4 separate regions of the Mus musculus genome follow, and all the other regions are linked to region 1. A link is a loop called in an ENCODE intact Hi-C map of the cell type or tissue named here. Cell type or tissue: gastrocnemius. All regions are shown on one strand.

Evidence for each region. A loop is a pair of places that touch in the nucleus more often than their neighbours do. Peaks named below come from ENCODE experiments on the same cell type or tissue, not always from the same donor. Only the 100,000 strongest peaks of a DNase experiment are listed, where the experiment ranks them.
Region 2: a loop joins it to region 1, with 4 times the contacts of the local background. A loop is called at or near these places in 9 of 42 quality-filtered maps.
Region 3: a loop joins it to region 1, with 7 times the contacts of the local background. A loop is called at or near these places in 8 of 42 quality-filtered maps.
Region 4: it touches region 1 in a loop (2.0-fold over the local background); 14 of 42 quality-filtered maps call a loop at or near these places.

Annotation. Positions count from the first base shown.
Region 1 is chr7:16,371,976-16,379,975 of GRCm38, forward strand. Sae1 (SUMO1 activating enzyme subunit 1) reads right to left here. Exons shown (of 9, transcript NM_019748.3): 2 at 6,390-6,501. Among named protein-coding and RNA genes, the nearest start is that of Sae1, 12 kb to the right of the region's middle. In gastrocnemius, CTCF peaks have their summits at 879 (motif pointing left), 1,956 (motif pointing left) and 4,741 (motif pointing right); a DNase peak (open chromatin) is centred at 4,745; H3K27ac peaks cover 221 bases.
Region 2 is chr7:16,459,374-16,467,373 of GRCm38, forward strand. Npas1 (neuronal PAS domain protein 1) reads right to left here. Exons shown (of 12, transcript NM_008718.2): 4 at 5,988-6,061; 5 at 5,734-5,823; 6 at 3,875-4,043; 7 at 2,777-2,892; 8 at 2,408-2,565; 9 at 1,957-2,063; 10 at 1,433-1,580. Among named protein-coding and RNA genes, the nearest start is that of Tmem160, 11 kb to the left of the region's middle. In gastrocnemius, CTCF peaks have their summits at 4,044 (motif pointing left), 5,944 (motif pointing right) and 7,414 (motif pointing left); DNase peaks (open chromatin) are centred at 1,460, 2,124, 2,525, 4,043 and 1 more place.
Region 3 is chr7:16,421,857-16,429,856 of GRCm38, forward strand. It overlaps Zc3h4 (zinc finger CCCH-type containing 4), which reads left to right. Exons shown (of 14, transcript NM_198631.2): 6 at 333-429; 7 at 522-661; 8 at 1,992-2,102; 9 at 3,399-3,510; 10 at 3,855-3,964; 11 at 7,135-7,493; 12 at 7,675-8,000. Among named protein-coding and RNA genes, the nearest start is that of Zc3h4, 25 kb to the left of the region's middle. In gastrocnemius, a CTCF peak has its summit at 4,510 (motif pointing left); a DNase peak (open chromatin) is centred at 4,486.
Region 4 is chr7:16,322,463-16,330,462 of GRCm38, forward strand. Sae1 (SUMO1 activating enzyme subunit 1) reads right to left here. Exons shown (of 9, transcript NM_019748.3): 9 at 4,588-5,467. The coding sequence ends at 5,375. Among named protein-coding and RNA genes, the nearest start is that of Bbc3, 17 kb to the left of the region's middle. In gastrocnemius, a CTCF peak has its summit at 3,968 (motif pointing left); a DNase peak (open chromatin) is centred at 3,919; H3K4me3 peaks cover 279 bases; H3K27ac peaks cover 2,595 bases.

The sequences.
Region 1 (8,000 bases):
GGCAAAATCTTGTAAGGAAATGTTTGCTCAGGGTCAGCACACAGAAGCTTGGTCCAGAGAGGGCCAAGACTGTACCTTATGATAGCAGCCAAAGGAGTCATGAAGAGCAGCTGAGGTACTGCAGGGTCAGAGTGCCTGAAGAAAGCCCAAAAGAGGCCTGTGGTGAAGATTCAGCCCAGTTGCCACAGAGATGCCAGCACTTGGAGAAGCTAGTACCAAAGGCAGAAGTAGCTGTGGAATGGAGCTCTTCAAGATCTCTGGAGCCCAGAAGATCCTGAGTCACAGGCGTCTGACACCAAGGTTCACACTGCTGGACTTTGACTGTGCTCAGGTTTTTCCTCTTAAGAGTAAGAAACTCTAGCTATATATGTAGCAGAGGATGGCCTTGTCCATCATCAATGGGAGGAGAGGCTCTTGGTCCTATGAAGGTTCTATGCCCCAGTGTAGGGGAAGACCAGGACCAGGAATGGGAGTGGGTGGGTTGGTGAGCAGGGGGAGGGGGAGAGGATAGAGGATTTTCAGAGGGAAAACTAGGAAAGGGGATAACATTTGAAATGTAAATGTAAATATAGAAAATATCTAAAAAAAAAAAAAAAAAAAAAAAAAAAGAGTAAGAAAACACTTTTTTTTTTAATTTGCAGAAGCCCACAGTTAGTTGAGAGACTTGGGTGTTTTAGAAAAACCTTGAAAGGTATTCTGGATGTTTAAAGAGACTGAACAGGGGGGGCTGGTGAGATGGCTCAGTGGGTAAAAACACCAACTGCTCTTCCGAAGGTCCTGAGTTCAAATCCCAGCAACCACATGGTGGCTCACAGTCATCTGTAAGGAGATCTGACGCCCTCTTCTGGAGTGTCTGAAGACAGCAACAGCGTATTTATGTATAATAATAAATAAATCTTTGGGTCTGAGAGAGCAGGGCCAACCAGAGCGAGGAGAGGTTCTAAATACAATTCCCAACAACCACATGAAGGCTCACACCCATCAGCAAAGCTATAGGGTACTCATATACATAAAAATAAATCTTTAGAGAGACTGAACTGCTAAAGTGCTTGAATTTTTTTAAAAGACCGTTTAGTGTCTTATTCAGGACAAGTCAGAAAGGAAAAGTTGTAGTTAGTGATATGTTAGGTTTTTTGGAGGTCAACTTAACAAGTTAGAATTATTTGGGAAGAGGAAAACCAAAGTGAGAAAATGCCTTCATCAGATTGCTTATAGGTAAATCTGTGGGGGCATTTTCTTGATTAATAATTAATGTAGGGGGCTGGAAAGCTGGCTCAGCAGTTAAGAGCACTGACTGCTCTCCTAGAGGTCCTGAGTTCAAATCCCAACAACCACATGGTGGCTCGCAACCATCTGTAATGAGATCAGATACCCACTTCTGGTGTGTCTGAAGACAGCTACAGTGTACTTACATATAACAAACAAACAAACAAACAAACAAATCCATTAAAATATTAGTTAATTGCCAGGCAGTGGTGGCACATGCCTTTAATCCAAGCACTTGGGAGGCAGAGGAGGCAGGTAGAGTCCAGCCTGGTCTACAGAGTGAGTTCCAGGACAACTAAAGCTACACAGAGAAACCCTGTCAAAAACAAAAACAAAAACCACAAACAAAAACAAAACAAAAATATAGGAGGGCCCAGTTAACTATAAGTAGTGGCATCCCTGGGCAGGTGTCCCTGACTGTCTAAGTAAGAAAGCTAAGCACACCAGTAAACAGTGTTCCCCATGTCTTCCGTCTTAGCCCTTGCCTCCACATTTCTGTCCTAATTCCCTTCAGTCATGGGATGACCTCAAAGTTGAAGCTGAAATAAAATGTTGCTTTCCTGAGCTGCTTTTGGTCACAGTATTCATCACAGCAATGGAAACCCTAAGATAGCTGACTGTTCTTTCTTCTGAGGCTGTACCACACTACAGTTTAAAGCTGGCCATCGATAGTTAAAGAGCACCCTCTTGTGTTTACATGGGAAACTCTCCAAGCAAAGTTTAAGGTTTCCTCTACTTAAAGTTGGGTAGATTTTTAACTGCTACTGAGTGATTACTAGTTCTCAGCAGTAAACTGATTCCCTAGCACACAAAGGACCGTCCCTGAATTGGAAGAATCTCCACCCCCAGCCCAGAAGGACATGGAAGCAAGCAGAGTAATTGACTTTTTCATTAAGGGTAGATATGTCAGCAGAGCCCCAGAGACCAGAGCTACCAAGTAGACTCCATCCATATCACTCAAAAGTATTTCATACACAAAACATTTAACTTAGCAAATGAGTTCACCAGAACTAGGTTCAGGGGAAGTTAAGTCATCTCCCCCACTGTCCCTCCCCAGGCACCTACCAACTATCCAAAGGACACGTTCTTTCTCAGTATCAAGAAAATGGGCCAAGTCAGGAGTTGGTGGCACATGCCTTAAATCCCAGAACACAGGAGGTAAAGGCAGGTGGATCTCTGAGTTTGAGGCCTGCCTAGTCTACAGAGAACTAGTTCCAGGAAAGCCAGAGCTATTACAGAGAAACCCTGTCCTTTTTTTTTTCTTTTGGTTTTTCGAGACAGTGTTTCTCTGTATAGCTCCGGCTGTCCTGGAACTCAGAAATCTGCCTGCCTCTGCCTCCCAAGTGCTGGGATTAAAGGCATGTGTCACCATGCCTGGCAAGAAACCCTGTCTTGAAAAAATATTAATAATAAAAAGGAAAAATAAAAAATAAAAAGGGGTGGCATTTTTTCCAACCAGTATTATGCTTTTCAGTCACCACATGCTGTTGGGATCTCATTCCCTATTGGAAGGCATAAGTCTGAGATTATGGGGAACGGCTCTACACCATTCTGGTTAGATTCAAATCCTGGTTCAATCACTGACTGTATTGCTTAAGTGTATAGAAACAGTATAGACACTCATCATTCCACAGGTAATATGCTGCTACCCTGAGCTCAGATCCTGGCTCTTCTCTTCTATTGATAGACACTGTAGTCTCCATAGGCCCTGTGAAGTAAAGCTGTGTGCAAGATTCCATCTCAGGGTCCATTCACTTCACTCTGTATAGTTCCAAAACAAGCTCACTTATGCTTTTAATTTCTACCAAAAGTTGGCGTCATTTCTCAAGTCACTCTTGGTGCAGACTGCCTTCCAGCCATCCACCTCAGTCTATTAAAGTCACAGCTTCTTGGAGACCCACCAGACCTCATCACTGAGTGTTCTTATCTACCACCTTTTGGAGATAAGCCATTAACAACACATTAATCGCCCAAGTCAAAACCTTGTCTTCACGTGGATTCCTGGCCTGCATGTAGCCCTGCAGTAAGCTGGCTAAGGGCAAGGACCTGGACTCCTTGCCAAGACGGAGGCCACAAGTAACCAGGACCTAACCTCCTTTCCCTCCATTTACTACCGAGCAGATGGTGGCAGGTCCCAGAACTCAAGTAATTCTGAGAATAAGAAAGTGAAATCATCTCCTATATCTCTTCTTGGCTTTGAGTTCATGCATGTATGGGCCAGCAGATTCTCCTGTTCCTCATACCAGCGCACTTCCCGACATCTCACCTCTCATCTACAGTACCTAACACACTTGTAAAGTGGTTTCTCATCCTACATCTTGAGTCAACAATTGATGCAGTGATTACTGATACACTCAAACACACCTTGAAGATCTAGAGTCCCGATCACCTTCAATAATGAGGCCATCTTGATTGGTGATAGAGGCCAAGGCTGCTCAGGTTGCCTTCTCATTTTCTTTGAAACTGTTTAATGAATATTCACCTGGAGGGCTCTAGCAGACCCTCTTAAAACTTCCCTTGCCAGCCCGGAGGGAGAGCTAGAGAGCTGACTCAGCGGTTAGGAGCACTGACTGCTCTTCCGGGGGTCCTGAGTTCAAATCCCAGCAACCACACAGTGGCTGCTCACAACCATCTGTAATGAGATTGAATGCCCTCTTCTGGTGTGTCTGAAGACAGCTACAGTGTACTTACATATGATAAGTAAATAAAATCTTAAGGAAAAAAAAATCCCTTGCCAAAGCAGTCTTTCAACTTGATAAGCACCTCCTTAACTCAGATCAGAACCCTAGGAAACTTCTCCAAGTCTCCATATCACAATCTGCGTTAAGGAGGCCAGAATGGCTTCTGGATAATGCTTTGAGAATGAGAACCAGAGTGTAAGCACCTTTTATTCAGTGAACGGCAGACTTCAGGGTCCCTGAGGGAGTGCTCTAAGATGTGTGAATGTAGACTAAATAAAATGCTAAGGGACAGGCATTAAAACCCCCATCTAAATGAAAACAAAGTCTGAGAAGTCTATTGTCCAGTTGTAGAAGCTGGGACTATAGCCAAGTCCACATGATTTCACAGCCTTCCAAACAACTTTATACCTTCTCCTCCAACGGTGTTCTCTGGGAAATTGGGGAAGGAAAAGCATAGTGTATTTACTTATCTGATGGGAGTTGGGCTAGTTAAGCTGAGTAGCACTAGGCTACAGAAAGTCCATTATAAACCACACCTAACTCCAAATCCTGGAGTGCTTTGATATTTGTATCACCGCCCAGGTTCTCTACAGTGTAGCTGGGGTTGAGGACACTCAAGGAGAAGGTACTATGGCCCTCCAAGTGAGTAGAGGAAGACAATCAGCCCATGCCTCCCAACACTTCACAGCCCTTAGCACTCTTCTGACATGACATCAGAGCCACCTCACACATCTGGGATGAGCCCCACAGCCAGATAACTGCTTGGTGGCACATACACTAATCCTCCTCCAGATGTGCTCCTGCCTCTAGAGGGCACTGTAGTCTCACAAAAATCTTCTGTCCTGACTGCTCACAGATATGTATTTTCTTAGATTTTCTTTCTTTTTTAAATGTTTGATGTATGAGAGTTTTGCGATGTAGCCCAGGATGGATTTAAATTTGCAGCAATCCTCCTGCCTCTGCTGAGTGCTGGGATTACAGGCATGTATCACCATACCACTTTCCTCTTAGATTTAACTTAATTTTTAGATGGGGATATGGCCTAGTTGGCAATGCTATCTGTCTAGCAAGCAATGAAGCTGTAGGTTTGACCACCAGTGCTTCATAAACAGTGTGGTGGCTCATGTCTGTAAAATCAGCACTGGGGAGTAGAGGCAAGATCAGAGTTCAAGGTCACCTTCACCTGTTCAGTTAGCTTGAACTAACCGAAATCCTACTTCAATAGCAATAAAAATGCCAGAATCAACGGCATATTCTTTTAATCTCAGCACCGGAGGCAGAAGACAGGCTGATCTCTGAGTTTGAGATCAGCTTGGTCTACACAGAAAGCTCCCAGCCAATCCCTACATAGTCAACAGCCTCATGCCCGGCATGGAGAAGCGCAAGCCTGCCTTTAATCCCAGCACTCAGGAGGTGGAGGCAGGTAAATCTCTGTGAGTTCAAGACCAGATTGGTCTACATAGCAAGTTCCAGGGCAGTCAGGAACTACAGAGAAACTCTGTCACAAAAGAAACTAACAAACAAAAGTTATGGCACTGAGTACGTAAAGCTCATGGCTTTCTTCATATTATAGTATAAAGTTCTAGTTTTTTGAGACAAGGTCTCGTAGGGTTTGAGGCTACACTCCAAGTCCCACTGCAGCCTGAACTACACGAGACCCTGCCTCAAGACCAAGAAGCAAGCAAATAAACAAAAAATTGCTAGAAAATTTACATGTCAGTGAGGCTTGAAAATGTATAAACAAGCACTTCCACCCTAAAGGAAAGATAGGCCAGAGAAAGCTGTACGTGAACTGGGCACTGCTGTGGTATCTCTGTATGATGTACAGTTTCATACTGGATGCTCACTGTTCTCTGGATATGCAGTCTATATACCTACCTTCTGTCTGATTCAATGTTTTTCAAAGTAATGATGGTGAGCCATCTATGAGATTATTTTGACTATTTTTTAAATTTTTTTAAAAAATTACATACCTTTATTTTGTGTGTACTGGTGTTTTGCCTGCATGTATGTCTATGTGAGAATGTCAGATCTTAGAGTTATGGACAGTGGTAAGCTGCCATGTGAGTATGTAGAGATGTGAACTCTGGAAGAGCAGTCAGTACACTTAACTGATGAGCCATCTCTCCAGTCCCACTGTGACTTTTTTTAGGACCTTCATTATATAGCAAAAGCTACTCTTGAATTTATAGTTCTGCCTCAATCTCCTGAGTGTTGGGATTATAGGTATGTGCCATCACACTGAACTGAGCCATGTTCTATATGTTCCCATTCCCGAATCATTCCAGGCCTGAATCAGCGGCTCAGGGGTTGAAGACTATATATTCACGTAAACCTCCTCCCAGGCCTCAGTTTCCCTACAGTGGCACTGAACCTGGATTTGCCCAGCAGCACTGGCAGCACGGCCTTTTGAGAGATACAGGGCAATCAGATGGCACATACCTGTTCGTGGTCCAGCATGGTGAGCCCTTTGACTCCTGCCAGGATAAGATTCTTGGCAATTTCAGCTCCAAGTCCTTTCATGCCAACAATCAGCACCCGGGAAGCTCGAAGCCTGTGAAGCACATGCTATGTTAATCTGATGACCCCAAGTAGTGGGACTTGTTCAATCACAGGACAGGAAAAAAAAAGAAAACTTAATTTTCACTATATGCACCACAGAAACACCACTGAACCTTCAGATCTAGAAAATTGGCCCCAAACAACTGTGCACAGAAAATGACTTCTTTACTGAGCACGTTGTGTATGCCCTCTCCACAATGAGCAGCGCAGTGGAGAAAGCAGCTCTTCAAGCATAAGGCCAGATGATGGGGCAGGGGGACAGAGCTCTGTCAGGGGACGGGGCAGGGGACAGAGCTCCGTCAGTAGGACACTTGCCGTGCATGGATGAGGTCCTGCATGGCTCTCCAGAACCACAAAATAAACGAATAAAAAGAGGACAAGGGAAGATGCAATTTTAAAGAACAAGTGTTACATAATGATGAAAACCGTTCTGAAGGAGTGTATCTGTCACCTGAATGGCTGGGAAGCTGAGGCGAGAGAGATCTCAGGAAGTTCACATCCAGACTGGATTACAAAAACCTTGTCTCCACAACAAGAAACCCAGAGAAGGTGATTTTTCATCAAAATAAAATAAACAACCGATCAACATACAGATAACTGAAAAGAAAGTATTCCAACTATAGAAAACACACAAGCTCAAAAGGGGATACTTGAAGCTAGGTGGGGTGGAACACACCTTTAGTCCCAGCACTTGGGAGGCAGAGGCAGACCGATCTCTGTGAGTTAGAGGACAGCCTGGTCTACAAAGCAAGTTCCAGGACACCCTGGGTTGTTACACAAAAAAACATGTTTCAGAAAAAAAGAAAAAGAAAAAAGCCCAGCACTTGGGAGGCAGAGGCAGGCGGATTTCTGAGTTCAAGGTCAGCCTGGTCTACAGAGTGAGTTCCAGGACAGCCAGGGCTACACAGAGAAACCCTGTCTCGAAGCCCCCCCCCCCCCAAAAAAAGAAAGAAAGAAAGAAAGAAAGAAAGAAAGAAAGAAAGAAAGAAGAAAGAAAAGGGAAAGGAGAATGCCTGGCTTGACTGTTTTCAGAGACAGCAAAAACAAAGAGGCCGCGAAGTGGTATAGAAAGGACAAATGTGAAGTATGAAAATGGGGTGGGGGGAGCACAGCACGAGGGCTCTGGGGGGCACTAGAAGCCATGGGATGAGAAGATGACGCCACAGGTAAGAGAAGTCTGGAGTGGTTATGTGTGCACAGCCACTCAGACTAGTATAATAACCAAAGAGGACAAGTGTATTTATTATGGTATTGGGGACTGAACTCAGGGGCTCCAGCCACAGCAGGCAAGTGCTTTAAGTAGAACCCCAGCTTGGCAAGAAGAGCCATGATTTAATCTGGAGCACACAAGCAAAACCCATGGAAGCATAAGAAGGTGTGTGCGAGAGGTGGTGTGCACACTTGTGACCGCAGCACTGGAGAGGTGAGGACAGGATAAAGGGTAGGTAGGTTCAGAGTCTGCTCCACGACTTAGTAAGCTTGAGACCAACC
Region 2 (8,000 bases), 87 kb after region 1:
CAGCATTAAAAACTTTCTATCAGACCTATAAACTCCTAGTTGGATACACACACACACACACACACACACACACACACACACACACACACACACTTTGAATTAAACCCAAGAGCCTCCTATGTGCTCTACCACTGAGCCACGCCCCCAGCCCCTCACTGGGGGATTCTAGGCAGGGGCTCTACCACTGAGCCACGCCCCCAGCCCCTCACTGGGGGATTCTAGGCAGGGGTTCTACCACTGAGCCACGCCCCCAGCCCCTCACTGGGGGATTCTAGGCAGGGGTTCTACCACTGAGCCACGCCCCCAGCCCCTCACTGGGGGATTCTAGGCAGGGGCTACACCACTGAGCCAAGCCCCCAGCCCCTCACTGGGGGATTCTAGGCAGGGGCTACACCACTGAGCCACGCCCCCAGCCCCTCACTGGGGGATTCTAGGCAGGGGCTACACCACTGAGCCACGCCCCCAGCCCCTCACTGGGGGATTCTAGGCAGGGGCTCTACCACTGAGCATTCCTGATTGAGACAGACACTCCCTGGGTTTCCCAAGGTGGCCTCCTGCCTCAGTCTTTCCACTGGTTGGGACAAAGAGGACCAGACCCAGTTCCAAATATATTCTCATCTGAGTTCTCCCTGCTGTGGCAAACCTGAGCCACTGTCAGCCACCTCGTGTTACCTGGACATCCTCTAAGCATGCCATGGTTATCTGTGTCTCTCCTATCTAAATCACCTGCTCCCTTCTAGGGTCCAAATCAAATCAGCTCAGCAAAGGGCAAATGGCACCCCTCTTCTCTCTTCTCCCCGTTCATCTCTTAAACCATGCCGCAGCCTCCCCTTGTTCTCCAGTCCCTTTTAGTTCCCAGTCAACTCTCAGCAGAAAGAAAAATATTTCCAAAAGTGCAGAATTGTGATCCCCTCCAGACATAAAGCCTTCAATAGTTCTCCAGTGACCACGAGATAAAATATCCTGCTGCCATTTACAGCCTCCCCTGCCCCCAACTCTGTGCTCCAGCCCCAATCGCTCTGCTCTTCCCTGGGCTTCTCAGGCTGTAGACCTGAGGCTCATCCGTTCTGTGCCCTCTGCTCACAACGCGTGTATGTTTTGCACCACTCTCCCTGTATAGAGTCTGCTGTGGCTCCCCAGTGCCCTGGAGTCCAATTCACACCTTCAGCCGGAGGCACACCACACGAACGAGTCCAATTCACACCTTCAGCCGGAGGCACACCACACGAGCGTTCCTGCCCTGCCTACGTCACAGATGTGTCTCCTCCCAACACTGATTCCTCTCCGTGTCCACCAAGTGAGGCCATTCCATACCTAGGCCTCCTAGGTTCTTTCCCCTTTGTGTCTACAGAGCCAGCCCTCCCTTAAGGGCCCTGGCTGGGATGGGGAGCAGCTGCTGGAGATGCTGGGATGGCAATGGGCCACCTCTCACCTGAGCACGTGACTGACCCACAGCACGTGATGCTCCCCAGTGCTCTTCCCGTTCCCGGCCACAGTGGCTACAGACTGCAGCCACACGAAGCCCCCCGCACGCTGCAGCCAACGGTAGTAACCAGTCACCACCTGCCCTTTGTCCAGCACTGGTCCATCCCAGGGGAGCAGAGAGCCCAGAGGGGTGGGGAGGGTCAAGGCAGGTGAGCAGGAGACAGGCAGAGGCAGCGAGAGTGGGGAGAATCGAGAAAGAGAGAGAAAGGCACAGAGGTAGTCAGAGACCCAGAGGCACCCCAGCATCGGTCAGAGACCCCTCTTACCCGGCTTACTGACCCTCATCCCCCACCCCCAGCCACTGCTCAGCCTCTTTGTTGCTTTTCTGTTCCGAACAGCCCCCAGAAGCTGCAGTGCAACCAGAGACTCTGGTTAGCCCTGAAGAAGGACTTCCAGGGAACAGGGAAGCAGGGTCATTCGTGTTTTTGTGGTGGTAGGAGGATGGGGAGAGGGTACAGAAGTGTGCCTCACGGTCCAGATGGCTTTGGCGGATCCTGGTTGCATCCTGTCCATGAACAAACTGGTAGCAGCTGCGTCCCACAAGCTCTGAGGGCCCCATGTCCATATGGTCGCTAACTCTGGAGGACACAGGAAAGAAAGGGAAAAGGAGTGGGGAGACATTGGGTGACAGGAGACAGCAGAGCTGGCTTCAGGGTTCCCCAGGATCCACACCCTTGCAGTACCTCAGTTTCATTCTGTAAAATGGGCATAGGTGAAGAAAAGGGGGCCCGAAAAAGAAATGGGCAAGCCTTGTAAGGGAGCCAGGGCCACCCTCACGTCTCCCAGGCACCTTTGCCTTCTCCCTTGTCCTCTCTCCTCCCAACTCCCCACGGCCCCTGACTGAAAGGCCCAGGATTGACTGGTCCCCACATATCCCCAGGTCCTTTTGGACCCACCTTCCCTCCCGCCCCTACCCTGGTACCTGCTCTCACAAGCAAGGATGGTGAGGCCCAGGCTGAGGCGGAAGACAATCATGTGTCCGTGCAAAGGCAGCTCAGCCAGTGGGGCTGGGGGCAGCGTGTGTCCAAGGGCTACAAGACCCAGGGCTCGGGCCCTCAGGCGCCCTGTCACATGAATGACCTGTGGAAGGTGGGGGTGGCTGGGGAGGTGCCAGGTGGGACTGCTGAGGCAGGAGGACCACAGCCAAGTCAAAGCTTCACCCAGTTCCACCTGATACCCACAGATCCCTTGGCCCTGGGAAGGCTTTGAGTGTCTCCCAGTTTCTGTTCTCAGTACCTTGTATCCCGGGATATAGCTGGCACACAGGGGGAAAGAGACAGTTCATACCCACCTTGTACCCCGAGGCTTTGACATTCAGGCCCCTCTTGGTGAGGGTGGACTTCATGCGGACAAAGAAGGACCGCTCTTGGGCTCGGAAGGCAGGCGATGCCTCGGTGGGGCTGGCTTCTGAGGCAGAACAAGAGGGCGCTGTCATAGTTTTCCAGAACCCCGTCAACTCAGAACCAGCCTCACTGTGGCTGCTCCAGACACTCAGATGCATCTAATGGTCGCACAGGTACACTGATAAAGTAATCTCCCCTTGTGGGACAGCCAGGTCCAAGGTCAGATGAGCCCCTCTTTCCTGCTCAGAAGCTCTGTTCTGCCCCCCAGGCATCCGCTGGCATCAGTCTGACCCAGGCTGGAGTAGCCACCTGTGACCACAGAGGGCAGGCTAGAACTGTTGTGACAGTCAGGTCCCCTACCACAGACTAGAAGTATAAAAGAAAGGAAGCTGGGCCGTGGTGGCACATGCCTTTACCTCAGCACACAGAGGCAGAGGCAGGAGGAGTTCAAAGCCAACCTGGTCTACAGAGTGAGCTCTAGGACAGCCAGGGCTATACAGAGAAACCCTGTCTCAAACAAACAAACACTAAAAAACAAAACAAAACAAAAAACCCCAAACAATCAACAAAAGAACTGTATCCTGAAAGTTAAACACACACCACATACACACACACAACTAAAAATATGGAACAGCTGGGTGACTTGGGGCAAGTAACTTGATCTCTCTGTGCTGTGCCTGGAGTTGGGGGCCATCCCTCATGGCTTGTGGGTTTGAAGTTAGGGCCCAATGAAAATTTAAAGGCACAGTGGAATGTAAAAAAAAAAAAAAAAAATTCTCAGTCTTATTCCTACTTCCTTGTAGCAGCTCAAATGTTGGTGTATTTTGGCCACTCTGGGGAACCAGGCAAGTTTAGACACCCTAGTGCCTTAAGTTGGCTTGACTCATTGTGGGTTTTTTGTTTTGTGTTGTTGTTGCTTTGGTTTGGGTTGTTGTTGTTGTGTTTGTTTGTTTTACAAAACCTTGTTTTGTAGCATGTTAAACACAAAAACCAGGATCTACCCTCAGGCTTCATTCACTGGCAAGGATGGGATTCCTGGAAATTACCAATCTCAGGGGTGTCCACCAGCGAGGAGGAAGACGATGAGGAAGAGGAGGACACGGAAGGTGGTGTAGGGGGACCGATGCTTGCAGCCCGCAATCCAAGTTGCTCTAGGACCTCCGAGTGGTCCCCAGGATGGATGTAGTCGAAGACGCTGCTGCCCGTCAGCTCCACCTGCCGGTGATGGAGAGGAATGCAGGAGCCGCGTGAGCGCCAAAGCTGAGGCTGGGTTTAGCTTAGGTCTGCTCGCCCAACCTTCAAGTGCACTTCACAACTGGCTTGTGTTTTTCTTAGGTGTTTCCTGCTTTTTTGAATTAAGGAGGGAGGGGCTTTTTTTGTTTGAGGCAGGGTCTCACTTTTTTTTTGGGGGGGGGAGGTGTTCGAGACAGGGTTTCTCTGTAGCCCTGGCTGTCCTGGAACTCACTTTGTAGACCAGGTTGTCCTCGAACCCTCCCAAGTGCTGAGATTAAAGGCGTGCGCTACCACACCCGGCCTCACTTTTTCTTTTAAGATGTATTTATTATTTTTTTTAAAGATTTATTTATTTATTTATTTATTTATTTATTTATTATAGGTAAGTACATTCTAGCTGTCTTCAGACACCCCAGAAGAGGGCGTCAGATTTCATTATGGATGGTTGTGAGCCACCATGTGGATTTGAACTCAGGACCTTCGGAAGAGCACCTGCTCTTAACCACTGAGCCATCGCTCCAGCCCAGGGTCTCACTTTTATAGCTCTGGCTTCAAACTTATTAATCTGCCTGCCTGTACCTCCTGAAATTCTGGACTAAAGGCATGTGCTGCAACATCTGGCCCTTTTTGTTTTTGTTTTTTTGTTTTTTTCTTTTTTTCTTTTTTTAGACAGAGGTTTGCTAGGTAGCTCAGGCTGGCCTCAGACTTGTGGTGATCCTCCTGACTCGGCCTCCCAAGTGCTGGAAATCAAGCCCGGCAGTTGTCAGCTCTTTAATGAGTTAGGGCCTTGGAGACTGGCCTCTCAGATCTCACATGGATCCCATGCCAGGCCCCTTCAGTACAGCCTCTAGCTTTCTGTTCTGATCATGCTCTGATTTCACAGGGAGCCTCTGACCTTCAAGCCCCATTTAAAACTCTCCTGGAAGCTGCATATCCAACTATGGCAATTCTTACTCAGAAACCCACCGTGCCTTCTTCTACTGTCCCTCTGCTTGAAGTGGGTGACCTGTCTCCCTCTAACCTTTATCCCCCCTGTGGTCCTCACCCTCATCCCCCACCCCACCCACACAACCACCTTATCCACCCTACTTTGTCACCTACACATTCAAGTCCCCTCCTTTGGGGAAGTGTTAGTTTTTGAGACAGTCTCAGATAGCCTAGGCTGGCCTGAAACTTCTGGTCCTCCTGCCTCCACCTCTCCAGTGATGGAGTTTAATGTAAGGTTTATACCTCACCGCCATGCCCAGTTTATGTAAGGAACCCAGGGCTTTGTGAACACCAGGCAAGCATTCTATGAACCAAGCTACAATCCTGCCCCAGACACAATGGATTGGAGTCCCAGGACCTCCAGAATGGTACACAAGTGGCATACCGCTGATTCACACCCTCACTGAGCTCAGCCCTTCCCTGGAGGATTCTAGGTGAGCACACATCGCTGTAGAACTACATCTCTAGATGAGGTTTTTAATTTTGAAATGAGGTCTTGCTAAGTCTCCTTGGCTGGCTTTGAACTTGTGGTCCTGCTTGAGTCCTCCAGCATATGTCGGGCTGCTTTGTGGGGTTCCAAGGAAGGTTGTCTGTTTTTCACGTTGTGCTTAGTGATACCAGAAGAGAGTAAGGGCATGCATAGGTCAGGCGGTAAAGATAGCTGCCTACTGCAGGGAAGACTTACCTGTGAGAGACCCAGGTAGATGGACACTGTCTCTGAGATGTAGAGAAATTTCCCTTCCTGGTTCAAAGCGAACACGAAGCCATCCAAGGACTAGAGTTGAGACAAACGGAGCGGGTGTAGGAAGGGAACAACCTGGGTACCCTTAGTCCTGTCCAGTTCTCCACAGGGAACTGATGCAGGAAAAATAGTGCTATTCCCAGATGCTACCACCAGGTGGCAGCACAAAGCAGCAGGCTAGGAAGGGAGGCGCTCACCTGTAGGATGTGTCCACCTAGGTGTTGCTCGAAGACTTCAGAGACCAGAGCCACAGGGCCTCGGCGGCCTGGGGCTGGGGACAGAAGGAGGAGGAGGACAGTCAGGGACCCTTGGTCTGACTCACTGCTCTGGGCAGCCCTTAGGGGCCCAGTCAGTCTTAAACTCCCAGCCAGCCACCATAGAGAACCAGTTCACAGGATGGTTGTTCCCTAGGGGACAGAGAGACCAAGACTGAGTGACAGACATTGGAAAGAGGAATTTGTCCACTCCCTCATTCTTTTTCACACCAAAACCAAAAAGTTCTTGAGTACTTCTGTTCACAGGTCCTATACAGTACAGGCAGTGCTAGTGACGGGAACAGCGCAGACTGTCCTCACTGGGCACCGAAGCCCGGTCCAATGAATAGCCCAAGGCTGAGGCTGACCTGGTGGTGAAGGCCCGTAACTCCAACTACTTGGCAGGCAAGGTAGGAGAATCAATGACTAAAGGCTTGCCTGGGGTACATAACAAATGAGTTCCTATCTCAAAAGTTAAAATGAGGGCTGGCAACATAGATCAGTGATGAAGCATCTGCCTAGAATCTCCCAGTATGATGCTAAGGCCTTGGCTCAGTGGAGGAACACCTGCGATGAATCTCCCAGTGAGGGGCTGGGGGCGTGGCTCAGTGGTAGAGCCCCTGCCTAGAATTCTCCAGTGAGTGGCTCTGTGGTAGAGTGCTTGTCTAGTATTCATAGGCTCTGGGTTCAATCCTCTGCACTGAAAGACAGTAACAAAATCCAAAGAAATACAAAATTATGAGAGTAGCTAGAGAAGTTTGCACTGCAGGGTGGACTGCACATTAAGATAGCAGCTGAAGACAACAGCTCGGTGATTCTTCAATAAGTGAAAAGAGAGCTATGACGTGAGCCTCTGGCAATCCCTTTATAACCCAACAACCTTAAGATAGGTACTGTGAGGAGTGCTGTATGCACACGGAGAGAACAGCATTACACAGAGCCAAGAAAAATTCCCCAACGTCCAGCCTCCGAGAACCAATACAAAATGCGGTAGATCCAAGATGAAGAGGAATTGAAGCCTTGATTTGTGATGAAATATTATAAAAGCAGACAGGCACAAAAAGGCCACAGTGACCCCACGCCTATGAAATGTCTAAAACTGGCAAGTCGATGGGAGCAGAAAGCAGGTCTGTGCTTGGCAGCATTGGGCTGCTTCATGGCTGCAGGACTCCTTTGGGACTATGCAGTAAATGGTGCTGGTTTGGATACTTTAAAACAGCCTTGTGTGTACAGCAAGATCCAGACCAGTCAGGGCACAGAGCGAGACCCTGTCTAAAAGCCGGGATGGGGGAGGTGTGGAGAACTGGCTAAGTGGTTAAGAGCACGCCCTCTTGCGGAAGAACCCCTCTAGTCTCAGGGATTTGATGCCCTCTTCTGGCCTCTGTCAGTACTACACATCTGTGGTACATACATTCATGTAAAACACCCACACACTTAAATATAAATAAATATTTTTAAAAGTTGTAGAAATGGTTTAGTGGATAAATGCATGCACCATCAGACTTGAAGATCCCCAGAACTTATGTGATACAATGAGACTTGATTCTCACAGATTGTCCTCTGACTTCCACCTGTGTGCTGTGTCCTGCCCACATACACATATGAACACATAAACAAATACGTTTTTGTTTTTGTTTTGTTGTTGTTGTTTTTGTTTTTGTTTTTGTTTTTTTTTTTGGTTTTTCGAGACAGGGTTTCTGGCTGTCCTGGAACTCACTTTGTAGACCAGGCTGGCCTCGAACTCAGAAATCCGCCTGCCTCTGCCTCCCAAGTGCTGGGATTAAAGGCTTGCGCCACCACGCCCAGCTAACAAATACGTTTTTAAAAATGCTATCTAATTTTACTATGGATACATTTTGGATGAAAATTTTTAGTTTCTTTGAAATAGAGTCTCAATAAATAACCCAAGTTTGACTAAGATTTGCCATTCTCCTGCCTCAGCTTCCTGAAAACTAC
Region 3 (8,000 bases), 50 kb after region 1:
GTAGATAGCAAAAACCCTGTTCTGAGACAGGGCTTCTCTGAGTCTTCTAGAATGTCTCCTGCCTCTTATGGCAGGCATGGGAGGGATGTACAGAATACACACCATTCTGTCCCTTCCGTCTATATCCATTGCGTGACCCATTTCCTGAAGTTGTACAGCTGTCCCATGTGCCCAGAGGCACTGTGATTGGCTCTGCCTGATGGAGTTAGAGTCTGAAGTGAAAAGGCTTCAAGCGTGGGATTTGGGACCACCCAGCACACATGGCTGCCACCCAGTGTTAACTCAGGGTTGTCTCTCGCATGACACTTTTGCCTTGTTTCTCTGGAATCCAGTATGGAGAAAGTGAGGAGCCCATGGGAGACGATGATTACGATGACTATTCCAAGGAGCTGAACCAGTACCGCAGGTCCAAGGACAGCCGAGGTCGAGGTGGGCAAGGGCTCCCTGAGGACGTGCTGGCTGGGCTGCACCCACTGCTGGCTTAGTGGGAGAAGTTAAATCCCTTCTCGGCTTCTCCACAGGGTTGAGTCGAGGCCGAGGCCGCGGTTCCCGAGGAGGCCGAGGGAAGGGGATGGGCCGGGGCAGAGGTCGAGGCGGCAGAGGTGGAATGAGCAAGGGCGGAATGAATGATGACGAGGACTTCTACGATGATGACATGGGTGTAAGTTCACTCCTGAGATCTGATGTGCATTCTCTGGGTTGTGTTTCTTAATTTTATTTATTTTTCTGCATATGGCTGTTTGCCTGGATGCCTGTGTCTGTGCACCAAGTATGTGCCTGGTACCCACAGGCATTGGATCCCTGAGACTGGAGTTATAAACAGTTGTGAATGACCATGTGAGGGGTTGAAATTTAACCTGGGTCCTCTGGAAGAGCAGCCAGTTCTTTCTCATTCTCTTTCTCCTTTTTCTTTTATCTTTTTTCTTTTATCTCCTTTCTTTTCTTTTTTCTTCTTCCCTTCCCTTCCCCTCCCTTCCTCCCTCCTTCCCTTCCTTTTTTTTTTTTTTTTTAAGTCTTTTTCGAGACAGGGTTTCTCTGTGTAGCCATGGCTATCCTGGAACTCACTTTGTAGATCAAGCTGGCCTTGAATTCAGAGAGCCACTGAACCTCAAATTGTTAACCAGTCTTAACTAGTGATCAATCTCTCCAGGCCCTGTCATCTGAGGCTTTGATCAAGGCAACTTTGAGATTTGTTGTTGTTTCCTTTATTTTATCTTACCATCATTCATTCGTCCATTCATTCATTTGTGGGTTTTTTGTTTGTTTGTTTTGTTTTTTTGAGGCAGAGTGTCCTCTGTGTAGCCTTGGCTGTCCTAGAACTCACTCTGCCCTTAGAAACACAGATCAGCCTGCCTCTGCCTCCTGAGTGCTGGGACTAAAGACATGTGCCACCACCACCCTGGCTCTTTGTTTTCTAATGAGCTCTTCTGTGAAGGCTGATCCTGTCCCCTGTCCCAATCAACCTCTTACCCATGGGCTGATCAGTATTCAGCAGTTTCTCAGGGTGATGCCCTTTTGTACAGCCCTCTATCTGAAACAATACCTGCAGCCATCTTGAGTTTCTTTCTTTTTTTTTTTTTTAATTAATTAATTTATTTATTATATGTAAGTACACTGTAGCTGTCTTCAGACACTCCAGAAGAGGGAGTCAGATCTCGTTACAGATGGTTGTGAGCCACCATGTGGTTGCTGGGATTTGAACTTCGGACCTTCGGAAGAGCAGTCGGATACTCTTACCCACTGAGCCATCTCACCAGCCCCCATCTTGAGTTTCTAAAATGGGAAGGTTAACATGGTGCAGGATTGTTCAGGAGAGTTTCCAGAAAAGTCTTGGCTATTCTCTCTAGGAGGGGTGCATTCCTGCCCAGCTCAGGTGCCAGAGTTTTTCCCATCTGGGTACTGTATTGCATGTGGTGTGACAGGAGCTGTCTGCACCTGTCCTGTTCTCTCTATACTTGATGCACTCCCATCCTCTTCTGCATTACTCACAGGACGGTGGTGGCGGAAGCTACCGGCGGAGTGATCATGACAAGCCCCACCAGCAGTCTGACAAGAAAGGCAAAGTCATCTGCAAATACTTTGTGGAGGGACGATGCACTTGGGTAAGTGTACCGCCTGAGGACATGTGACCCACACTGTTGGGAATGGGAAGGACTGTGTGATAGCGGCCCTTGGCACCTTGCAGCCAGGAGACCTCTGGGCAGCCTAGAGTACTCGGATTTCTGCTTACGGTAGAAGAGCCAGAACAAGCTGTGTAGACAGTCTGAGGTGTAGGGGTGCTTTCTGGTAGAAATTTTTGTCTAGTCTCTAGAGTTTCAAGTGAGTCCTCAGGGCTTACTCTGTTCCCATTACGTTGTTGAGCTTGAGGATTGGAAAGGGATTATTAAAGACTCCGGACAGAATCAGCCTTGGACATTGTGCAAGAGATACGTGTGACCATTTAGTGATAGTGATACAAAGGCAGCAGGCAGGTGGCATAGATGTCTGAGAGTTACTGCTCCCTTGGAAGTCAGGAAGTAGGTATTTAAACCTATAGACTAATATATGAAATATGTAAAATAGTCCTTACTACTCTTAGTTTCTCTGTGTAGTCTTGGCTGCTCTGAAACTTAGAGATCTGCCTGCCTCTGCCTCCCCCAAGAGTGCTGGGATTAAAGGTGTGTGCAGCAGCCACCACCATGCTTGTCCTCAGTCTTGACTGTACTGGTTTCAACACATACTTGTTTGTCATTCAGATCAGGAATCAAGGCTTCTGCAGTGCTCAGTGTTTCCCTGGAGACCTAGACTCTTCCTTTCCACGCCTTTCTTAAATCTGTGGCATTTGTCACCATGGACTGTACTTGTATAATGACTGCTGCGCTTTTGAACTTTATATCCATGGACTAGGAGGATGCCAGGCAGTGGTGGCGCAGGCCTCTAATCCCAGCTCTGGGATTCTGAGGCAGGCAGGTCACTGGCCTTTGAGGCCAGCCTGATGTGCGGCGTATCAGGTTCCTGGCTTTGGGTCTTGTCTGTCTCAGTTCAGGACGTCGCTCGCCCAGAAGCTTTTGCCTGTTTTGTGGAGAGAACAAGAGAAGTTGGAAAATGGGGTATTGTTTTAGGCAGGCGTCTTCCTCAAAGCCAAGGTTCAGTAGGAAGGACAGAATGTAGAGCTTGCTTATGTGATGAGTTTTTATTGCCAGACAGCAAATAGTGTGGGACAGAGTAGGTGTGAAAGGAAGGACAGAGATGCATCAGGAAAACACAGGAGTGAAAAGTTGAGCCTGAGCAGAAGGCACAGGCTAGGGAGCAGGGCCTGGATTTGGGAGACTACATTTTCCCAAGGGGACATGTTCTTGTCTGTGGTCCCACTGCAGACACAAGTGAATCAGAACTCACTTCGTCTTCTCTTTTTCCAGGGAGACCACTGCAATTTTAGCCACGACATTGAGCTACCGAAGAAGCGAGAGTTGTGCAAATTTTACATCACGGGGTTCTGTGCTCGTGCTGAGAACTGCCCCTACATGCATGATATCCTTTGCCGTCTTGTCTGCTGTGTCTGTCTTGTGTTGCTGCTCCTGGGGCCTTACCATTCAGCTTTCCTTCTGCCTCTTTTATCCTCTCTCTGAGCTGTTCACAGCTTCACCTGAGGAAACCCACGTCCTTTAGTCCCTTTCTCTGTAGAGAGTCTTAGGACCCTTTCCAAGTCCAGCTCTGTGGACCAGAACTTGCTCTGGAGTTAAAGCAGTGTTGAGAACAGCCACTGGCAGCCAGTGCACAACCCTAACTGTCACCTCACCTCCAAAACGAAGGGGGTTATTTAATTCTTTGGGGTGGGTTCTGAGAAGAAATGTTTACCTTAATTAGTCATGAACGTGACTTTCCGTGTAAATTATACCACACCACTGGGAACTGCATCAATGGTGACGACTGCATGTTCTCCCATGACCCGCTGACAGAAGAGACACGAGAGCTCCTAGATAAGGTAATGCTTGAGGTGGCACGGGCAAAGTCCACAGGAGCCTGACGCCACTCTGTCGGCACAGACAACCTTTGCAAGATCAGAGTCTGTTGCAAGTTACATCCATCTGTACATACATACATCTTCCTACAGGAGACGCGGGGCAAGGGTCACGCTGCTTTAACAGCAGACCTGAGGCAGCTGCACTGGATTCCCTAGGGGACAGTGGAATGAAAGGATTGTCACCTTATGGTGTTGTGTTGTGTAGAGAGACTGAGATGCCCCGAGACTGGAAATGCCAGTGTCTCTGCAGTCACAGGGACTCATGTAGAGAAGAAGGGAGTGGGACCAGGAGCTCACAAACCTGGTGCCATTTGACACTCATCCTAGTGTCTGTTTTTCTTCCCCAGATTGGTACAGTTAGTGGGGATGCTTCCTTTTGCCATTCCTTTTGTGAGCCTATCAGGCTGAGAGCTGATGGTCAGCATCCGGTCCCTTTAGAGTGTAACCACTGGCCTGTGGAAGGACCAGCAGTGTCTGATTAGAGGCCGCCCCCTGCTGGAGGCTCAGTGTTCACACTCAGGAGCAGGAGCCCAGGCCTGACCCCTTGGTCAGTTTAGTTTTTCTTGTAGTTTTGTTTTATTTTTTAAAGTTTGGTTGGGAGGAGGATTGTTTTACATATCTATGTATATTTTAATAAAGACATGGTCTCTATGTAGTCCTGGGTGACCTAGAGCTCACACGTAGACCGGGATGAGTGTGGGGATTAGAGGTGTGTACTAGTGTTTTCTCTGTTATTTAAATTTGCATTAGCCCACCCACCCCCCTTTTTTTCTTTTGTTTTGTTTTGTTTTGACAGTTTTGCTTTGTGGCCCATGCTGACCTTTTGATTCCTCCTGCCTCCTCTTGTCATACATTTGCAGGGTTTCTCTGTCCTGGAACTCGCTCTGTAGACCAGGCTGGCCTCTTACTCAGAGATCCGCCTGTCTCTGCCTCCTGAGCACTAGGATTAAAGGTGTGCACCACCATGTTGAGCAAAGATTTTTTTTTTTTAATGGAAAAAGTGTTTTGAAATTTTGAATTTTAATGTAGAAACAGAAAGGAGAAAAAGAAAAACACAAAGTGTTGAGACCTGCTTACTTTGTGAGCTGCTTACCTCCTCGTTTGCACATAGTTCCCACGCTGAGAGTGTTCTCAGCCAGCACAGTAATGTCACTAACAGGAATCCGCATCACAAAGAAGCTCTGATGCAGAATCACAGGTCCTACTGCTGTTACCTTGGCAGTCTCCTGGAAGTCTCTTCTGTTGGCTTTGGTTGTATCTTCTCACCAGCACAGTTGAGTTCTTTACAAACCGCCAACTCGGCTAAATGGCATGACCTGAGCCATGATGGTTACCTGGATGGCTGTAGAGATGCTTAGGTGTCAAGTTTATGCTGAAGTACAAAATGTAAACCTCCAAGTCTGTCGGGGGATAGCCCTCACCCCAGGGAAAGGCGCCTGTTTTCTCCCTTGTGCGGCAGGGCTTCAGCTGCTCTGACGTAGACTGGCTGTTTTTGTTTGGAATAGTCTTGAGTAGTCCAGGTTGGCCCTTGAATTCACTACATATCTACAGTCATTCTTGAACCCATGATCCTTCCCTGAAGAACCCATGAAGCTCCCAAGTTCTGAGATTACAAGCATGGACCACCAGGTTTTGCCCAGCAGATCTGTGGGTATTGACCAACATGTAGATTTGTGTCTGCTCTATACAATATAGACATTACACACACACACACACAGTTTATCCAACCGTTGAAAGCCCTCTCTTTTTCTATAAGTCTCTCCTCCCTTCCATTAATAACTGCCCATATGGTTTATGTCCCTATAGTTTGCTTTTTCAGGGTATCATAGGGATGGGGAACAGGTGGTAACTCTGTGGGAGAGCCTGTACCCCTCACTGACTGGAGAGGACAAGTGTCTTCTAAGTAGAACTACAGAGTAAAGCAGGTGTGTGGGGGGGGGGGGGGGTGACTTTTGCATGCCGTAGGGCACTCTTGATCTGCTTACAGCACTGTGTGTCTCTGCAGTTCAATGCAGTTGTCTGCAAGGTTGAATTCCTCAGCTGATGGTTAGGTTTGTTGATCACTCACAGTCATTGGTTAAAGTACATTTGTATATTTCTTGTTTGGGCAAAGCTTAGAATTAGTGACAGCTACCTTATTTGTGTATGCAAGTGGCAAGCGGCACTTTTTTTTTCTTTAGACAAATTCTCTCTGTAGCCCTGGCTGTTCTAGAACTCAGTATGTAGACCAGGCTAACCTTATATCCATAGAATTAGCATGCCTATCCCTCTAGAGTGCTGGTATTAAAGATATGTGCCACCATACCTGGTGATGACTCTCATTTTTACCTAGATAATAGACCTTTGGATTCTAGCATCAGCTCTAATGAAAGGTTTGGCGACACAGCTCAGCCCTAGCAGTCGAAATGTTCAACAAGCAGTGGTCTTGCTAGGAGGGAGGCCATGTATGGAAAGGCTACCAGGGTTTGTAAGGACAATTCTCTCCATCTGTGTTGAAATAGCTGATAGGTAGTTTATGTCCTATCCTCTGGTCATTTTCTCATGTGTGTTTGCCATGTTCATGTCATTGGGCTCACAGATTAGAAGACCAGGTTAGGAACAGACTCGTCAGCCTGTTGGCTGCAGGGTCTGTGTTGTAAAAGGCTTTACACATAGGGAAGGCCAGCTGTAGAGCTGTCCATGTTAGAAGACATCCCTAAGGGTGCCAGGAAGACTGCTTTCATCCGGTTTGTTACCCAGCAATGCCTGCTAGTGTTGAGCCTCAGGCTTGTCCTCTCTGGTAGCTGTTTCAGATTGTTAAGGGTATTGCCCGGGCTTTCACACTTGATGCTGGTAGAGAGAAGTGCGCTACCAATGTGTTCTGAAGCCTTGTTGGACAAATCTGTCTCAGGTCATCTATAGACACTGTAAATGGGAACCGTGGTGGTGAGGAAGGCTGCCTTTAAACTTGATCTTCTTGCCTCTTCATCCCTAATGCTAAGATTACAATTGTGTACACTGTGCCCAGGGTGATGAAGAAGATGAATTTAGGTCCTAGGCTCTGCATTCTAAGGCCCTTGGCAGGTGTGTGCCCGAAGTTTTTCAGTCTGACTTGGTGGAGCCTTCTGATGTGACTTCTTTGGTTCCCACAGATGTTGGCTGATGATGCAGAAGCAGGCGCTGAGGACGAGAAGGAGGTAGAGGAGCTGAAGAAGCAGGGCATCAACCCTTTGCCCAAGCCACCTCCTGGTGTAGGGCTCCTGCCTACTCCTCCACGGCCCCCTGGGCCTCCAGCCCCCACCTCTCCTAATGGCAGGCCCATGCAAGGTGGCCCTCCTCCACCACCACCACCTCCTCCACCACCTCCTGGACCTCCTCAGATGTCCCTGCCAACACATGAGCCACTGTCTCCACAACAGTTACAGCAGGACATGTACAACAAGAAGATCCCCTCTTTGTTTGAGATTGTGGTGCGGCCCACGGGGCAGCTAGCTGAGAAGCTGGGCGTGAGGTGAGTATATTGTCCACAGAAGCACAGGAGCATTGGCCTGGCAGGGCTCTGCCCTTGATGAGGCTGTCAGACGCCATTTGGACTCCGGGCCTCAGGCTCCAAGTGAACACTGCAGGTTTACTGGTTGGGAGCTGCTGCCTTTCCTTAGCAGCTTCATCACAAGTACCATTTCCTCTTCTAGGTTCCCTGGACCTGGTGGACCCTCGGGGCCAATGGGTCCTGGCCCCAACATGGGACCCCCAGGGCCAATGGGGGGACCCATGCATCCTGACATGCACCCTGACATGCACCCAGACATGCACCCCGACATGCACCCTGACATGCACCCCGACATGCACCCCGACATGCACCCTGACATGCATCCTGACATGCCAATGGGTCCTGGCATGAACCCTGGCCCTCCCATGGGTCCTGGTGGCCCCCCAATGATGCCCTATGGTCCTGGAGACTCCCCACATTCTGGAATGATGCCTCCTATCCCGCCAGCCCAGAACTTCTATGAGAACT
Region 4 (8,000 bases), 50 kb before region 1:
GAGCAGTCAGTGCTCTTACCCACTGAGCCATCTCTCCAGCCCCCTGGAACTCATTTTTTAGGCCAGGCTGGATTTATAGATTCATCTGCCTCTGCCTTCTAAGTGCTGGGATTAAAAGTGTGCTCCACCCTCCCTCAGTCCTCCATTTTCTGCCTGAGTCTGAGTACTAGGTTCATAGGTTTGAGCCAACACATTTGCCTCTTAGTTAGCTTTATAATTTGAATAATTTGTGGGTGGGCAGTAAAGTTCTGGTTATATAGCATGAAGCCTTGTGTACCATAGTTCAGACCTTGAGATCATTTCTCACAAGAGGTTATGAAGTTTTTAACACAGTGTATGTATACTTCATGTATATATTGGTGTGTATATGCATGTGTCTGTGTCTATATGTATATGTACCTATGTCTGTATATGTATGTATGTATCTTTGAGTGTGTGTGTGTGTGTGTGTGTGTGTGTGTGTGTGTGTAGGACAGAGAACAACTTGTGAAATTCAGGGTTTGTATTTTACCGCATGGGTCCTAGGGAACAAACTCCAGGAAGCTCCTGTACCCGCTGAGTCACCTTGCTCAACCTTTTCAATCTTTCAAACTTTTTGGGGGGCTGCAAAATTTCTTACTGTGTTTTCGATTCAATGTTTCTCACCTCCATTATATTACGTCTATTGCGTACATTTCCAGCTCTAGAATATTCATTTGGTTAATTTATACCATGTGTTGCTGATTCTGGGTATACCGGGAACCAATCCATTTACTATAGTTTTTTGTTTTTGTTTTTGTTTTTTCGAGACAGTGTACCTCTGTATAGCCCTGGCTGTCCTGGAACTCACTTTGTAGACCAGGCTGGCCTGGAATTCAGGAATCCGCCTGCCTCTGCCTCCGGGGTGCTGGGATTAAAGGTGTGCGTCACCACGCCCGGCTCAACTTTTTAAGTCTCATGTACCCTGGCTTACATTCAACTTGCTACTTAGTAGAGATCTGCCTACCTCTGCCCCTGCCCAGTCTACTTTTCCTTTGTTAAAGATTTGTTCTTATTCTACATGTATGTATGATTCCCCATATATGTGTGTATACCATATGTATGCTTGGGGCCTGCAGAAGATAGAAGATATTGGATCCCTTTGAGTTACAACTGGTTGTAACCCACCGTGTGGGTACTGGGAACTGAACCCCATCTCTCTAGTCACAAGATTGCCTTCTTTTCCCAGATCCAAACACTGAAGTAGAAAATTTCCCCCCTGCATCAAAGACGCAGGGATACTTATAGCAAGAAGCTATGCTGTACAAATCCAACAGGCTCCTAGAAAAATAAACCCAAGAGAAAAGGAAGCAGCTGCAGCCATCATGGCCTCTGCCCAAGGGATGCAGGAACTTAAGTGGGCCCACACCTTCCCATGAAGGGGCTCAGCACCTCTCCTCTCTACATGTCCCCATCCTGCCATGGCTGCTTTGGAGAAAGATGGACTTTTGCCTACAAGTTTATTTCCTCCTTAAAAATTATCCCAGTGTGTAGGGTGTGGTGTGGGGGGCAGTGTCAGGTGATTGTGGTGTATGTCTTTAATTCCAGCAGTAGGGAGGCTGAGGGGAAGGCAGATTTCTTGAGTTCGAGGCCAGCCTGAACAGATTTAATTCCAAGAAGGCTAGGGCTACACAGAGAAACACTGTCCCCAAAACACAAGGAACAAAACAAACAAAATATCACTGTGGCTGGAAAGATAGCTCAGCAGTTAAGAGTTCTTGTTGCTCTGGTGGAGGACCGGGGTTTGGATCCCAGCATCCACATGGTGTTTCACAAAGATATTTAACTCCAAGGTCCAGAGGAACCAGTGCCCTGTCCTGGCCTCTGTGGGCACCAGGCAAAATGTAGTACATATAAACACATACATGCAGGCATAACTACTACACACAAAAAATTAAAATATATATTCACCTAAGTGGGGCCAGTGGGATGGCTCAGTGGGTAAAGGTGATCCCTGTAACCCACATAGGACTCCTTTGAATCCTTTGACCGACCCCCACCTGGCATAGGGACCCCAACTCAGCAGCTTAGCAGCACATAACTTTTAGCTGTTGGGCTATGTTGTTGGCCCTAACATATATTCTTTTACTTGTTTGGTTTTATGAGACAGGGTTTCTCTGTGTAACAGTTGTCCAAGTTGTCCTGGAACTCACTCTATAGACCAGGCTGGCCTCAAATTCAGACATCCGCTTGCCTCTGCCTCCTGAGTGCGCCAACACCGACTGACTTTTCAACATATTATTCTTAAACACAAGCTGTGTAAAGGAGGTTTAAAAAAACCTCACTTGTCCATGGTGGACATACATCTACATAGCTGAGTCTGGGTGGAACTTGGCCATCTGGAAAGCTTCCCTCTCAAGACTTATGAGGGTGACCTCGGGGCGGGGGAAAGTGGATACAGCCAACACATCCAAAAAGCATCTCACGTTTCTCTCCAAAATCCTGAGTTCAGCCATGAGGGCAGCTGCTAGGATTATGAGTCTAACAGGCTGCCAGGCTGCCTGATGCGCTGAGGGTTTTTTTCCCTTGTTTATTCTTTGAGATGAGTTCTCACTGTTTAGCTCATGCTGATTTTGAACTTGAGATCCTCCTGGCCCAACAACAGTTGGGAATATAGGCATACACTGCTAGCACACTGAGCGTCAGCAGAGAAGCCTTTGAAGATAGCAGAGAGAGCTGTGGAATGACCGAGACAGTAGACTGTTTAGGCCAAGCACTCTCCATCTGACTTGACTCCCAGAACACCCAACGTGGAAGAATTTCCACCCATCCTTGCTACTAGGTATGGCCCAGATGAAGGCGGGTGGGTCTTCCCATGTCAAATGTGTTAAGAACCCTCACAGGTGTAACCCAGGTGATTGGGTTTCAGTTAATTCCAGATGTAGTCAAGTTGAGAGTCAAGACTAGACACATAATCTTATCTTCTTATGTTTAATTTTCAAATGAAAATAATAACCGGTCATAACTATGAAAGTCTAACATAAGTATCCCCAGAGCAACTGCAGAAGCATTATGTTACTGGTTTTGCTTGTTTTTGATACAGGGTCTGACCGTGTAGCCCTGGCCGTCCCTGAACTCTCACAATGTAGACTAGGTTGACCTCAAACGCAGACGTCCACCTGCTTCTGCCTCCAGAGTGGTCGGATTTAAGGTGTGGATCACCTTGTCAGCAGCACCCTAAACCCTAAGTCTGCTCTCTGACCTCAGCATGAGAAGTGCAGTGTGTGAACTTACACACTTAACACCCATACTTGAAGAAATGCATTCAATTTTTTTTTTTTTTTTTTTTTTGGTTTTTCGACACAGGGTTTCTCTGTGTAGCCCTGGCTGTCCTGGAACTCACTTTGTAGACCAGGCTGGCCTCGAACTCAGAAATCCACCTGCCTCTGCCTCCTGAGTGCTGGGATTAAAGGCGTGCGCCACTACGCCCGGCTGGCATTCAACTTTTTTTAAAAAGTAGGTAAGACTGAGCACAGAAGTGAGTTACTGCTTTATGAATGTTGGTTTGAGACAAGGTCTATGTAGTCCTAGCTGTCCTGGATTTCCTGTCCTGCCTCCCCTTCCTGCATGCTGGGAGGACAGGCAGGGGATAGCCTGCCCAGCTGTGTTTGTCTTTTGTGCAGCCCACTCTCCAGCACGCTTTGAGAAGGGTGGACTGGAGGTACTGTGCCTCTGGGCAGCCCACCCCCATGCCCTGCTCTCTTGACTCCTATGCCTCTGAGGATAAGTTCTGTCCCCACAGAGCTGCATACCTTGCAGAGGTTCTAGAAGCCATTACTTTACTGGCTTTCCCAGACACGTAGGGATCTTCCTATCTGTAGGGTACTTGTAATCTGGACTGGCAGCGGCCAGATTCCTCAGAGGCCCTCTGGGTGACTCAGCCTGTGACCTAGAGGCACCAGATGGAAAGCTTGTTTTACGTAGGTTAGGAGTGTCTGCTCCCCCTTGTGACCAAGACTTCACACTGCAACCAGAAAGGTGATTTCTTTGGCCTTTCATACCCGAGAGATCCACAGGGCTGCTGATCCCAGTGCTACAGCTGTGTTAATGACGCCCAGAAAGGGTTCCACTGCACCTGGGATGGATACGGGGACACACGGGTGAGAACTGTGTCTTGCACCAACTAGAGCACAGGGGGACTAATAACTGGAGCTGATGGTATTGCAGGGGAAGCCCTATCTTATAGCCATAGGATTCTGCTTTCCACCTCACCAACTTGCTGCACAGAAGGGGCTGGCTTTCAACTTGTGACCTTCCTGTCTCAGCCTCCTAGGTGCAGACAGGACAGGAGTGTGCCACCCACCATGGTTAAGCTGGGCGCTCTAGCTCACCCACGTGACTTCAGCCTGTTAGTACTGAGACCCTCAGCACACAGGCAGGAGCCTAAGCATCCATGTGTCCTGTCTGCAGTGCAACTGCTGTATTATCAAAAGGACAAAGGAAGCAAGGAGGCTGGGCTGGAGACAGTAGGAATCTTTTAAGCATAAGAGGGTGTGAGACTTTTCAGGTTTAAGGAAAATAGGACACCAGCTACCCACCCATGTTTCTAAAACAGAGGAGACAAGCAAGTTTAAGAGAAAGACACTTTATTATCATCCTTTATCCAGCAACCAAGGGGATCTACAAACTAGACAGGCTGCCCTCATACTCCTAGAAGGAAGACCAAACCAACTGCCCCCCAACCCACTCCTGTCAGGGGCCCGGGTGCCCAGTATAAGGAGCTGGGTAACAGTGCCCCACCCTAACTCTGGAATATGCCCTTTATTATATTTTGAGAAAGGTTCTTGGTACATTATGTAGACCAACTTGGCCCTGAAATTTACAGTAAATCCTGCCCCGGCATCCCAACATCTAGGATTACAAGCCTGCATAATGGCCCCTAGCATTAAATCTACTTTTTAGAAATAAACTGTTTGGGCTGAAAAGATGGTTCAACCATTAAAGGTAAGGTGCATAGGCTCACAACCAAAAGACATGACAACTGGGTGACAGTCTCTCCCTTCCAACACCCAGGCTCCAGCCTGAGGAAGGGTCAACAACAGAGGTCTATTCTCAGTTCTCCAGGCAGCACTGGGCCTCGGATCCCCTCTGCTGACTATAGAGGGAAGTTAAGTCCAAACCGTGACAAGACACTCTGACATCATGAAGTATGATGCTCTCTCTCACTAGGCACTGCCAGTCCCCAGTGACAGCCCAAGGGAGCAATGCCAGAGGTGCCACGTGATTATCATATTTGGGACCCCGCAGTTCCCTGATAGCTTCGAAGACAAAGGCAGGATGAAGTCTGGCCTGCTTGCTCTAGAAAAATGATCCGGAGAGAGGGCAGGTGACTCGGTGGCCTTGTACACACCTCAGCTCACTGGGGACCAAGGCACTCCACAATTCCACTCCCCTTCATGCCGTCGAAGAAGAAGAAGTTGTTGTGAGGAGGGTCCCTTTGAGACAGGGCCTGGAGAGAGGAGAAGAGGGCTCAGCTTCAGAGTAGAGACAGAAGACCACCACATTGACGGGCCTTCTAACGTGGGCCAGGGAAAAACTACAATGAAAATGACAAAGGAAGGGCCAAGAGCCCTCTGGGTAAAAGCTTCTGCTTAGGATGGGAGGTGGCGACATAGCTCTAATCCTAGGACTTGGGAGGCAGAGGCAGGTGGATCGATGTTGAGTTCCAGGCCAGCTTAGCCTAGAGAAAAACTATGTCTAGAAAAACACCATTTATAACAAACAAACACACACACAAACAAACAAACAGAGAAAAAAGCAAGAGGCCTAACACAATCATGACCAAGCTTAAACAGAGGCTTTTCCCTAGCTTCAGAGTTAAATATTCGAGTTTAGTCCCTGGAATGGCATTCACATCTCAGGAAGTACAAGGCCAGCAGAGTGCAGGTGGGCTACACAAACAGTAGGACTTTGTCACAAACCAACCAACCAACCAACCAACCAACCAACCAACCATGTATAACGGTTTAGTGCTCCTCAACTGTGGCTGGCCCACCTAAGCTCCAGGGGTCACCAGCATGTGCAGAACTCCTCTGCCATCCCTTCCTTGTCCCTCCCAGGATACATCTCTCAGTAACAGGAGCTGTTGTCATCAATGGGAAGGAGCATTATCTAATGGTGCCATAGAGACAACACTCCCAGAGCCTCCAAGCCAAAGGGGACATGACCCATATCTATATCCTTCATGGCTCTGCTGACTAGGCTGGTCTGGTCTCCTGGGCTCCCTGGCTCCAGCCTCCTGAACAGCTGCAACTGAAGGTGCTGGCTCAACTTGAGTTTTTTGGTTTTGGCCCTTTTTTTTTTTTTGAGACAGGGTTTCTCTGTGTAGCCCTGGCTGTCCTGGAACTCACTTTGTAGACCAGGCTGCCCTCAAACTCAGAAATCCGCCTGCCTCTGCCTCCCAAGTGTTGGGATTCATGCGCCACCACTGCTGGGCTCAACTTGAGTTTTAATATGAGGTCTGCTATGGCTGCTGTTTTCACTCTTCCCTCTACCACCATGGACAGAAACTCATGGGCCACAGGGATGGCTGAAGCCTATAAAGCCTGCCAGACAGTGAGCGACTAGAAGGATACAAAGGAGGGAGGGAGGAGGAAAACCTGATCTGCGGGACTTTCACACTCTCCCTCGAACTGCTCCCAAGTACTTTTAATAGGTGCTCAGAGCGAGGGCCTCAGATGCAGGCCTTCCTGCCAGCTGGCTGTAGTGTGCTAAGCAGAGGGAGTGGAGGGATGAAGGGACAGGGCAGAGGGTGAACATGGGGCAAAAGGTAAAGTGATTCTCAAGCAAGTTGGGGTACGAGATTCCAAACACACCCAGCAACCAAGAATGTAGAGTGCTCTGGCTGTCTGGGGTAAACAGAAACAAGATGCTGAGCAACAGCTGTACCCAGCAGGCAGGAAGGAGGGGGCAGCATTAAGACAGGGATGTGTAGAGAAGCCACCATCAACAATGGTTCCAGGCCACCTGCCCCAGCCTCCACTCTCCAACCTCACCTCCCCCCAGGGCAAACAGTGCCATGCGAGTCTCTGGAGTGGTGCTATTAGGGCAACATCTGCAGAGCCTCTAGGTTCTCCTGTTTCTCCAGCCCTTGCTGTCTAGAGTGTAGAAGTGGGGAGACTTGGGCAAATGAGTTTAGACCAGAGAGCAAATCAGCAAAGGAGACAAAAAGATGGTAAAGCTACAGGATTCAAGGAGACCCCAAGTCAAAGCAGCAAGAACCAGTATCTCCACACACTGCCCTCCTCAGTCTGAACGTGAAGAGACGTGGAAGTCAGCCAGCCAGCCATGTCTCTGTCCACAAGAGACATGACTACAGACACTTCTGCAGAAGAGCTGTCGTGTGGCTCATGTTTGCATTCCCAGCACTCAGGAGGCCAAGAGTCAGCCTGAGTTGTCGAATAAGATCCTATCTCAAAAGACAAAAACAAAACAAAACAAAACAAAAACCAAACAAAATTAAAGTTTCTGAATTTAGGAGCCTTGGGCATGCTAAACAAACACTAGCACTGAGCTACACCCTAGCCCTGCATAAGACAAACTTAAGAAAGTTGGGCAAATATTTAAGTCTCCAAAGGAAATAAAATCTACTTCAAAGTTTGCCATAGTTTTAGCAAACCAGGGGACGGGGCGGGGAAGGAAAAAAAAAGTTTTAGTAAACCAAATATTCTAGAAGAGTTACATAGTTCCTAGACCTAGTCTTCTTTTAAGTCGTTAACTGTCATAACAGGAGGTCACAGGTCACTGTAGAGCCACTCATGTGGCTGCTGGTAGATCACGCGTCCTATAGACACTGAACTTAACCCTCCTCTACACATACTCACAGCATGCAGAATAAACAGGGTGCCCTGACACCACTCTGACGGATGTCGGTTAGGGTCATAGCTGTTGGATCTCTTTTCTATGTTTTCCTCTTAGATGGAAACCTGCTCACACGACTGGTAGAGCAGACAAAGTGGCAACTATAGGCAGCATCCAAGACC